Regions from separate parts of the Homo sapiens genome. Here region 1 is linked to region 2. Evidence: chromatin contacts called from ENCODE Hi-C or POLR2A ChIA-PET data. All regions are on one chromosome and are shown on one strand. The core of a region is the stretch at or near the end of the contact, and the rest is flanking DNA. Distances in the headings are between cores, read along the strand shown.

Evidence for each region. A loop is a pair of places that touch in the nucleus more often than their neighbours do. ChIA-PET counts read pairs that join two places held with the same protein, here RNA polymerase II (POLR2A). Pooled maps may share reads with other maps.
Region 1: a map of HCT116 shows a loop between it and region 2 (2.1-fold over the local background). The contact joins two enhancer-like sites. A Hi-C loop is called at or near these places in 1 of 168 maps with a recorded cell type or tissue (HCT116) and 4 of 50 pooled maps. POLR2A ChIA-PET finds 5 or more read pairs at or near these places in 2 of 52 experiments (PC-3 and RWPE1).

Annotation. Positions count from the first base shown.
Region 1 is chr9:109,519,105-109,524,693 of GRCh38, reverse strand. It overlaps a transcript of PTPN3 not described here. Among named protein-coding and RNA genes, the nearest start is that of MIR3927, 10 kb to the right of the region's middle. Within about 2 kb of position 4,038, at least 2 of the 41 ENCODE cell types and tissues checked have a DNase peak (open chromatin) inside an H3K27ac peak, as active enhancers do.
Region 2 is chr9:109,341,876-109,347,051 of GRCh38, reverse strand. No RefSeq gene overlaps it. Among named protein-coding and RNA genes, the nearest start is that of EPB41L4B, 23 kb to the right of the region's middle. Within about 2 kb of position 1,316, at least 13 of the 41 ENCODE cell types and tissues checked have a DNase peak (open chromatin) inside an H3K27ac peak, as active enhancers do.

The DNA of each region.
Region 1 (5,589 bases), core at 2,789-5,288, 170 kb before region 2:
AGGAAAAGAATCCATAACGATCCTATCAGTCTTGCACAGCAAATATTCTCAAGGCTTTGTCCACATGCAGACATATTTTTACACAATTATATTCATTGTGGCAATGTGACTTAGCTTTTACTTTTGCAGTTACCATTTATTATAAACTTCTTGTTTATATCCCTACACAGGGAGGCAGTTTAGGCTCATGATTCTGAGTGTGGGCTTTGGAGTTAGACAAACCTGGGTTAAAATCTCAGGCATTTCACATGAGTAGTGAGTCTTGAGCCAGCTCCTTAATGTATCTGAACTTCAGAGGCTCCAGCTGTGAGATGGGAATAATAGTACCTCCTTCATAGGTTCATTCTGAGGATGGATGTTTGTAAAGGCACAGCAGCAAAACAACTGGCACTCTTCAGGCTTTCAATGAATGGCAGCTGGGTTGGTTTGTTTGTCTGCTGGTTTTTTTTTGAGACAAGGTCCCACTCTGTTTCCCAGGCTGGTGTGCAGTGATACGATCATAGCTCACTGTAGCCTTGACCTCCTGGGCTCAAGTGATCCTCCCATTTCCATCTCCTGAGTAGCTGGGACCACAGGTGCACATCAGGCCCAGCTAACATTTTTATTTTTTGTAGAAACAAGAGTTTCTTTATGTTACCCAAGCTGGTCTTGAACTCCTGGGCTCTAGCAATCCTCCCACCTCAGCCTCCCAAAGTGCTGAGATTACAGGTGTGAGCCACCATGACCAGCAGCAGTTGTTATTGTCATTGGACCAAGTAGTTATCCACTGAAAGGAATGACATCCCAGGGAGGTCATTGCAAACAGACCAAGGGGTTGAAAGAGGAAGGAAAGAATCTCATTCATGCTCAGCAACTGGGACTCAGGGACCCTCAGGAAGAGACTTGCAGAAGGCCGCATACACTATGTGTGTGTTTGTCTGTGCATGTGTGTACACATTTATATAAGCTCTAAAGATCCGGGAGTCTAGGCATGTATGGGGTGAAGTTACCACATTTGAGCATAATTCTGGAAAAGGAGAATTCCAGAGGGTCCCCAGGTCACCTGTTTCAATGGCCACACAACATAGCAACAAGAGCCATAAAGAATGAAATGCAGAGCCCAGTTGAAGACATTCTCTTGTTTTCTCTCCTTGAGTCTTCAAAGGAGTCCTTGGGAAATATGCCTGGAGGGCTGAAACTTATTAGGAGGTCAGACTCTGAAGACGAAAGAAAAGCATTCTTGTACCAGGTGGTATGCGACTATCAAGCCATTTAATCTGACTGTTTAAAAAAATGATATAGGCTGGGCACAGTGGCTCATGCCTGTAATCCCAGCACTTTGGGAGGCCAAGGCAGGCGGACCACAAGGTCAAGAGATGGAGACCATCCTGGCTAACATGGTGAAACCCCATCTCTGCTAAAAATACAAAAAATAAGCCGGGCATGGTGGCACGTGCCTGTAGTCCCAGCTACTCGGGAGGCTGAGGCAGGAGAATCGCTTGAACCTGAGGCGGAGGTTGCTGTGAGCCAAGATCGCACCACTGCACACCAGCCTGGGCGACAAAGCGAGACTCCATCTCATTAAAAAAAAAAAAAAAGATATAAATTTATAGAGAAGCACTATTCCAGGCACTTTAATGAACGTAATTAAATAATTTAATCCTCACAACAATCCTATAAAATAGGTATTGCTATTATCCCCATTTTACAGATAAGGAAACTGAGGCATAGAACAGCTAAGTAAACTTGTCCAAGGTAACACAGTAAATGGTAGAGTCAGAACTGAAAACCCACAGATCATGTTCTTCATCACTATTGTACCCCAAGCAGGTGAAGTGGGACATATTAATTATATTATAATTAAAGTTGAATGGTCTTCATGAAGATACCATGTCATAATTTGCTCAACCATTCCCTTTTGATTTAGTATTTTCCACTTTTAACTTTAATAAACATCTCATGCATGTGGCTTTTCACTTGTGTTGAATTATCTCCTTAGGATGGTTTCCTATGAGTGGCATTCCTTGGTCTGAGGAGATAAATCACTTTATAGTTGTTATTACATGTTGTAGTGTTTTCCAAACAGGCTGCAGTTTACAATGCCACTAGCAGGTACGCGTATATTACTTTCACCACCACCTTGAGCAGTGTGGGTGGAATTCTTTGTATAAATAAATATACATTTATAAAAATATTTGTTTAGTGTAATAGCTGCAAGGTTGGATGCTACAATGTGCAGCATCAGGCGTGCTAGTCAGCTTTTGCCGTGCTTCCAGGAGGTCCTCTTTATTCGAGGCCTCTTTATTCACTGAGTCAGCTCACCTGAATCTTGGCCATCATCCTCCATCAGGCCAGGCCCTGGACTTCGAAACTGTCTGAACTTTGAGAGGTGAGGGGCCCACACTTTTGGCCTTTGGTCTATAGCCTGCACTTAATGCCACAAGACATTGGCTAGGATTTCTTTTCCACTTGACCAGATGGCTTTCCTGCAAGGAACTGTAATGATTTAGAAGCCTAGATAGCTGCCCTCCTGGTCTAGGGTAAGTCCTGAGAGTTTAACATATTCCCAGGTGCGGTTAATGCTGATGGTCTGCCGTCCACACTTTGAGTCACAAGAACCTAAGACACCTTTATTCCTTAGACAAATCAGACAGCAAATAAAGCCCAGAAAGTCCCCATTATAACTCGCTAATTCCAGCTCTGCCACTGACAGGCTCTAGCCTCTCTAAGCCTCGGTTTCCTCTCTAAGGAGAGGTACCCTCTCTAAGCCTCAGTTTCCTCATCTGTAAAATGAAGGGATAAGACTAGATGCTCCCTGAGTCCCTTCTATGATTTTCATTTCCATCTTGGAATTTGTTAGCCCATTCATATTAGTTCTAACATAATAGTCATTCTACAAATAAAAGGATGAACACAAGCACCCTTGAAAGCACTGGGAGTACCAGGATGAGCAAGCTAGACCTCGTCTTTGCTTTTGTGGAAATTCAAGTCTAGTGGGAAAGACAACTAAATCAGAGTTGGAATATAGTTTGATAAGTATTTTGGTAGAAAAACCTCAGGATGTGAGGAAGCAAATAGAAAACAGATCTCACTCAGACAAGTGGGAATCAGAGAAGGCTTCCCAAAGGGATCATTCCTAAGCTGACACCCCAAGGATGAGAGGTGTGATGCAGGTGAAGTTGGGCAAAGGAAGTGGGACATGTTGCAGGCAGAGGGAACCTTACTGAAACTGGGATGCAATAGTTCCAAACTCAAGGCCAGGCGTGGTGGCTCATGCCTGTAATCCTAGCACTTTGGGAGGCTGAGGCGGGCGGATCACCTAAGTTCGGGAGTTCGAAACCAGCCTGGGCAACATGGTGATACCTCATCTCTACAAAAAATACAAAACCTTAGCTGGGTGTGGGGGTGCGCACCTGTGGTCCCAGTTACTTGGGAGGCTGAGGTGGGAGGATTGCTTGAGCCTGGGAGGTGGAGGTTGCAGTGAGCCATGATTCCACCACTGCACTCCAGCCTGGGCGACAGAGGGAAACCCTGCCTTAAAAAAAGTTTTGAATTCAGAACATCCCCCTCTGGCTGCAACTCTTTACCCCAACCTTTCTCCAGATTGCCATCTCTTTTTTTGTTGATTCATTGTTCTCTACATTCCATACACTTGAGTGGAGGGTATACATGTCACACACTCTCCTACAGGGCAGAGAGAGACTATCAAGGTGAGTAATGCCAGGCCTCGTGCTTAAAAAGACATGTCAGCCGGCAATTCCCATACAATGTGATAACTCTAATAACAGGTGGTACTGGGTGTGGGTGTAGAGGGCGTGTGTGCAAGTGCACTCAGGAAAAAGCACTTAAGAAAATAATTGAAATTGTGTGGGCAGGATCAACAGGACTTTCGAGTCTTTGCTAGGATGGAAGAGGACTGGCTTTTGCTTAGTGACATTGTGGCCTTCTGTGGACGCACTTTGTGGCTCACCATCCCCTTACCTTAACGTACGTGAATTTAACAAACCAGGCCACGGACAGTGCTATAACTGAACAGTAGAGGGCGCAAAGAGACTGTGTGCTTGACACAAACTGTCCCACATACTTGCCAATCCAAAAGGAAACACTGTCAAGAAGGCTCTGAAAGAAAGATGAGGGAACAGTTGAAGCCCAGAGAAGGAAAGGATCACACAGCTGATCCCCAGCACAGCAAGCATGTTCCGCTAGGCGCCTGCAGTTTACTCTGTCATGCTGTCAATTTTCCAAACTCTCAATTCATATACTTCGGGATGCTCCTAGAAGCACTATTCTTTTTTCCTTTCCATTTCTTTCTTTCTTTATTTTTATTTGGGGAGGTAGGGGAGCCATGATGTAGAGGCACATTTCTGTTTATAAATCTCTTACAAATACAGTACAGTACAACACTGAGCTGTGTGCTGTCTTTCTTCCTAATCTGAAATTGGAGTCAAGTTCCCTGGGGAAAATGCAATGGCGCAGAGCATGGGCTCTAGATAAATCTAGGTAAGTTTTGCCTCTTCTTGGTATGATCTTGGAGGCATTTCTTTTTTTTTTTTTTTGAGACAGACTCTCGCTGTATCACCCAGGCTGGAGTGCAGTGGCGCCATCTCGGCTCACTGCAAGCTCCACCTCCTGGGTTCATGCCTTTCTCCTGCCTCAGCCTCCTGAGTAGCTGCGACTACAGGCACCCACCACCACGCCTGGCTAATTTTTTGTATTTTTAGTAGAGACAGGGTTTCACTGTGTTAGCCAGGATGGTCTCGATCTCCTGACCTCATGAACCTTACCAACTCGGCCTCCCAAAGTGCTGGGATTACAGGCGTGAGCCAGCGTGCCCTTGGATGCATTTCTTAATCATCTCAAGGCTCTGGATCTTAATCTGTCAAACTGGGCATTGTTCACACATATACCTCACAAGGCTGTCAGGGTTAAGTGCGTTGATGCAAATGTGCTCTTAACAGTTCCTGGCAAGGAGCACTTGCTCCATCAAAGTGTCCTCTTATTCTCAATCTCCTGGCTGAACAGCACTGGTCAGCCTCCCTGCACGGGTCAGCCTCCCTGCACCATGAGGAGTCCAGCCCTTGCAGTCAGCAAGTTTGTTTGGCTTCAAGTCCCAACGCTACCATGTCATTTACAGGCTATGTGACCTTGAGGAAGTTCCTTCTCTGCCCTGGGCCACAGTTTCCTCATTCTTCAAACAAGGCTGATAAGGTCACTGGTATTACTACTGATGCTCCTCGACCTATGATGCAGTTACATCCCAGCGAACCCATCATAAGTTGAAAACGTACTAAGTCAAAAATACATTTAATACACCTAACCTACTGAACATCATAGCTTAGCCCTGTCTCCCTTAAACATGCTTGAAACACTTACATTAGCCTACGGTTGGGCAAAATCATCTAACACAAAGCTTGTTTTATAATGAAGTATTGGTATCTCTTATTGATGTTCAGCTGAATGTGTATTGCTTTCACACCACTGTAAAGTCGAAAGTTGTAACGTGAACCCTCTGCACTACTTCTTCTGTTGCAGGAAGAATTCCTTTTGACTCAGTTCATAACACATTTTCTGATGCCCTGATATGCCTTAGGCCCAGTGCTGGGTTCTGGA
Region 2 (5,176 bases), core at 67-2,566:
GGTCTTCCCCCAACCGAAAGTCATTGCTCCTCTTACTGTGGCCAGCTGTGTGTCTCTTTCTCCTTCTAGGTTCTGTGAACTCCTTCCTTGCCTCTTCTCTTTCTCCTAGCAATGGTAACAGCTCTGTAGCTCTATACGAAAGACCCTGCAGCATCCCTTGTGATTTCCCCACACTCCCACACTTTTGAAATTAATCCCCTTATCAACGAACCATCCTCAAACCGTTTTGATGTTAGTGTACCACCTGTTTCCTATTGAGGCCCCGACTGATAGAATAACTTTTTCCAGATTGTAAATTCCTGTATCCTAATTATATTTTTCTACAAACTCAGTGTGGGACTTTCAGATATAGACTCAAGAAGAAAATTTAAATGACCTATAATCCCACCCCTAGAAATAGCTGACAGTTGGGGACATTTCTTTCCAACATTTTTCTGTGCACATATTACATACTTCTTTACATTGTGTATATCTCAATGTACGTACAATTTCATTAACACGATAACGTCATGAACATTTTCCCATGTCATTAAAAAGTCTTCATAAACATCAGTGTTTCAAAGTGGTATGCCATACTGTATCATGATTATTTTTCCACTTCCCTATTTGGGTTACTTATATTTTTTACTATCATAATAAATATCACTGGGCCAGGCGCGGTGGCTCACGCCTGTAATCCCAGCACTTTGGGGGGCTGAGGTGGGCAGATCACGAGGTCAGGAGTTCAAGACCAGCCTGACCAACATGGTGAAACCCCGTCTCTGCTAAAAATACAAAAATTAGCAGGGCGTGGTGGTGCGCGCCTGTAATCCTAGCTGCTCAGGAGGCTGAGACAGGAGAATCGCTTGAACCCAGGAGGCGGAGGTTGCAGTGAGCCGAGACCATGCCACTGCACTCCAGCCTGGGTGACAGAGCGAGACTCCGTCTCAATAAATAAATAAATAAATAAATATCACTGGTATGATGATCTCCATTCATAAGTCTTAGTCCAAACATCTGATTATTTCCTTAGGTCCCTCAAAATGTTGATGCTCAGGTAATGCCCAATATATTGAAAACACTAGAGGGAGCTTGAGAGTTCCCTGAAACAATCGTTTTCTGTGCCCTGGTGAAGAATGAAAATAACCTGCCAGGACTGGCAGAAGTATTAAAGGCATTTGAGGGTTTCCCTTTACCACTGGGAAAGCTATGCCTGATCTCACAATAAAACAATGTGGGCATTCTCTTCCCAGGCCTGGTTCCATCGTGGGTCGGGAGAGAGCTTGGTTTGTTATTTCGGCTGACAACAAGTGTGGTCAGGAATCTTTAGATCTGTGGATGACCAAGAGGGTGACCGCAAAGGCCACATTCAGCTTATAAAGAAAGTCGATCTGAGAGGCTTCTGAAAAAAGGCTCCGCTCCAGCCTCAGGGAGCCACAGTCCTGGGGTGAGTTCAGCAGGCCAGACCTTGCTGCAGAACTCGCTGGGCAAGTTCTAAGCAGCTGCTTGAGAGACTGTGGTGGGTAATTGTCCCTAACCAAGGTTCAGAGTCACCAACAAATGAGTGGGTGGCAACCCACGTGATCGGGGCTGTGCTGAGGAGGACGAGGTGGGGGCAGGGACCTGAGCTCCTGAGCCTTTAGCTCCTCTTCTGTTTCCCCTTCCACACCTTTTGAGAGGGTTCTTACTGTAGAAGACTCTGACACAGGGAGATCCTGCCAGAGCCCGAGCAGCCCATAGTAGCTGGATAAATGCAGCTGAAAAGAGAGGGAAAAACCCCTCAGCAAGTGACCCAAGAACCCTCAAGGATGAAGATGGCACAAGCTGTTCCCCTTGGGATAAGCATTCTGCCTCTTCCCCCTGGATCTATCTTCCCAGGCATTGGCCCCTCCTGGCCCACCACACTTGACTTGCTCATTTATGCAGGAGACAAATTAAGACCCTCTTTCCTTAAAGCCATAATTGCAGGAAGAACTTAGACCGTATGGAGAGTATGCCTATGACCCTGGAAGTCAATGACGTTTCACAGTTAACAAAGTTGGGAAGCTTTGGAAATACTGGGTCTCGGCAGGCTCAAGGTCCATACTTTCAAATACTAAAAGCAACTCAGATAGTTACTGTGAGACCTGCAAGACTTGCCCTTCAAACCCATGCACAATCTTAGTTGTGCAAAAAAAAATTACTTGGGGAATTTTTTAAAGTCCTCACACCCAGAGCAATCACAACAAAATCTCTGGGGTTGGGACCCAGACTTTAGTGTCCCTTAAAACTCTCCAGGTGATTTCAACGTGAGTCCAGATTGAGAACCACTGGTCTTAAAAGGATAATGAAAGAAGGCCAAGACTTTTAATACCTCAATAGGTATATACATTTTATTTATTTATTTATTTTCATTTTTATTTTATTTTTTGAGACAGATTCTTGCTCTGTCGCCCAGGCTGGAGTGCAGTGGCACAATCTTGGCTCACTGCAGCCTATGCCTCCCGGGTTCAAGTGATTCTTGTGCCTTGGCCTGCCGAGTAGCTGGGACCACAGGCATGCACCACCACACCCAGCTAATTTTTGTATTTTTAATAAAGATGGGTTTTTGCCATGTTGGCCGGGTGGGTCTCAAACTCCTGACCTCAAGTGATCCACCCACCTCAGCCTCCCAAAGTGTTGGGATTACAGGCATGAGCCACCGCATCCAGCCTCGATAGGCATATAAATTTAATGGCCATATTTCCAATCTGTACTTAGGTGTTCTCTTTCTTTGAATCTTGCTTTATGATGCATTCTGGCCTTCATTTACAAAGCCAATTAGAGATCTATAAATAAGTTATAATTTTAGTAGTTAAATTTAAGAAGAAAAAAATCTTGTGTCACTTGTACTCTGTGAGTTACCCTTGCCTGAGGAAAGTGTCATTGGTTGGCAAACCCAAGGCCACCTTTTTTCACTGAGCAGGCAGAATGGCTCGGCGGAATGAGAGGAAAAGTCAGAGTTCATCAAAGCGAAATCTTAAAGTTAGCAGGTGGAGAAGTTTGGGACAATGAGATATGCATCTAAGGGGCTGGGCGCGTGGCTCACACCTGTAATCTCAGCACTTTAGGAGGCCAAGGCAGGCTGATTACTTGAGGTCAGGAGTTCGAGGCCAGCCTGGCCAACATGGCAAAACCCCATCTCTACTAAAAATTTACAAAAATTAGCCGGGCGTAGTGGTGGGCACCTGTAATCCCAGGTACTTGGGAGGCTGGGGCACAAGAACCCCTTGAACCTGGGAGGCAGAGGCTGCAGTGAGCCGAGACCAGGCCACTGCACTCCAACCTGGGAAACAGAGTGAGACTTGAGGGGAGAATCGTGGAAGTTTTTTTTTTTCTTTTTTTTTTAAGAGACAGCCTCTCACTATGTTGCCTAGGCTGGTTCTCAAACTCTTAGGCTCAAGCTATCCTCCCATGTCAGCCTCCCAAAGTGCTGGGATTACAGACAAGAATCTTGCATTTTAAGTGCAGGAGTATGGCCTACGGGGGCTAGAGGGTGGCAATCAGTCAGGAGCTTATCTGGGTGTCCAACTGATATTCAGGAGCCCCTTGGACTGGACTTTGGTTTGTGTTGTAGTCAGGAAAGCTAAGATTCATCAAATCCTGAAGACTCAGCCCTCTAATTTCTGCATCCTCTTTTCTTTTCAACCTCAGCCACCCTCCTCTATGGTTTTTCATGGAGTAATACGGAATATAGAAAGAGCAGGGATCTTGGAATGAGACAGATACGAGTTCACAGCCTAGCTCTGTCGCTGACTGGCTATGTGATGGTCATGAGATGTTTGGCATCTGAGCATTCCGTTTCACATCCATGAACTCAGCAAGTGACCTGAGAATGTGCAGTACTGGTGTGTCAACCCTGCATCACCCATGGATTAACATGCCACCAGCTGTTCTCCTTGGATTAAGGACTTTGCCTCTTCTCCCTGGGTTCATTGTCCCAAGGATTGGCCTCTCCCGGCAACGCTGTTTGATTAGCTCATTTGCGCAGGAAATGAAGTCAGTAAAACCTTTAAGCTAAGGCAACAGGGGCCCCTGCTGTCATCAACCCTCATCAACCCATCAACTATAAGGCCCTATTCCAGTGTTCTTTTGCCTATACTCACCCTGCTGGGCAGGGGTTTCATGGGGCCAAAGGGACCTGCCTCTTAGAACAATTGCTTCCCTTTCTTCTTTTCTTTTCAAGATGGAGTTTTGCTCTTGTTGCCCAAGCTGGAGTGCAGTAGTGCTATCTTGGCTCACTGCAACCTCCGCCTCCCGGGTTCAAGCGATTCTTCTGCCTCAGCCTCCTGAGTAGCTGGGATTACAGGTGCCCGCCACCACACTTGGCTAATTTTTTGTATTTTTAGTAGAGATGGGGTTTCACCATGTTGGCCAGGCTGGTCTTGAATTCCTGACCTCAGGTGATCCACCCACCTTGGCCTCCCAAAGTGCTAGGATTATAGGCGTGAGCCACTGCACCTGGCCCAATCGCTCCCATTTCTAGACCACATTACAAGAGCCAGGACCCTGAAATTCCCTGTCCAAATGAGGCTGAGCCCACTTCTGGGTTCTCTGAAGGTTACTCCCCAGATCTTTCCCCTTGAGGTTGGACTACATGGCCCTTCCTAGGCCCCAAAGGAAGTCAAAGGCAGCTGATGGGAAGGGGGTGATCAGAATGGAGGTGGACAGAGCTGGAGCATCCTACTTCCACACAGGTGTGTCCTCGTGGTGGTTCAAGACAGAGTCAGGGTTGAGAAGAGAAGGGGGCAGCTCTCCCTGCCTGGCTACAGTTCAGCACAGAACACTGATGAGCTTAAGAATTCTAAATGTGAACTTGGCCTTCCAGGTCATTAAGAAGACATGTGTCAAGTTAGGAGGTTAGCGCATCTTTTAGTTAATAGCTTATTAGCGTAATTTTTAACTTTGAAAAATTGAGGCATATGGTATGTGGACCTCATCCTGGCCCCACAGATGTTACAGGCAGGCCTGGGGAAAATAATACAAGCATTTAGGTTGTTATGAGAATTAAAAAAATATGTATGAATGCAGAGTATGCAGAGAAGGTGCTCAGTAAGAATTATTCTCCTTTCTTTCTGGCTTGCCAATTCTGTCTTTAAAACTGCAGTTGTAAAAGAGAATTCTTCTCTAGGTAGGGCCATCACCTTCCTCCTTTTTTTCTAGGGTACAGCTTCATGCT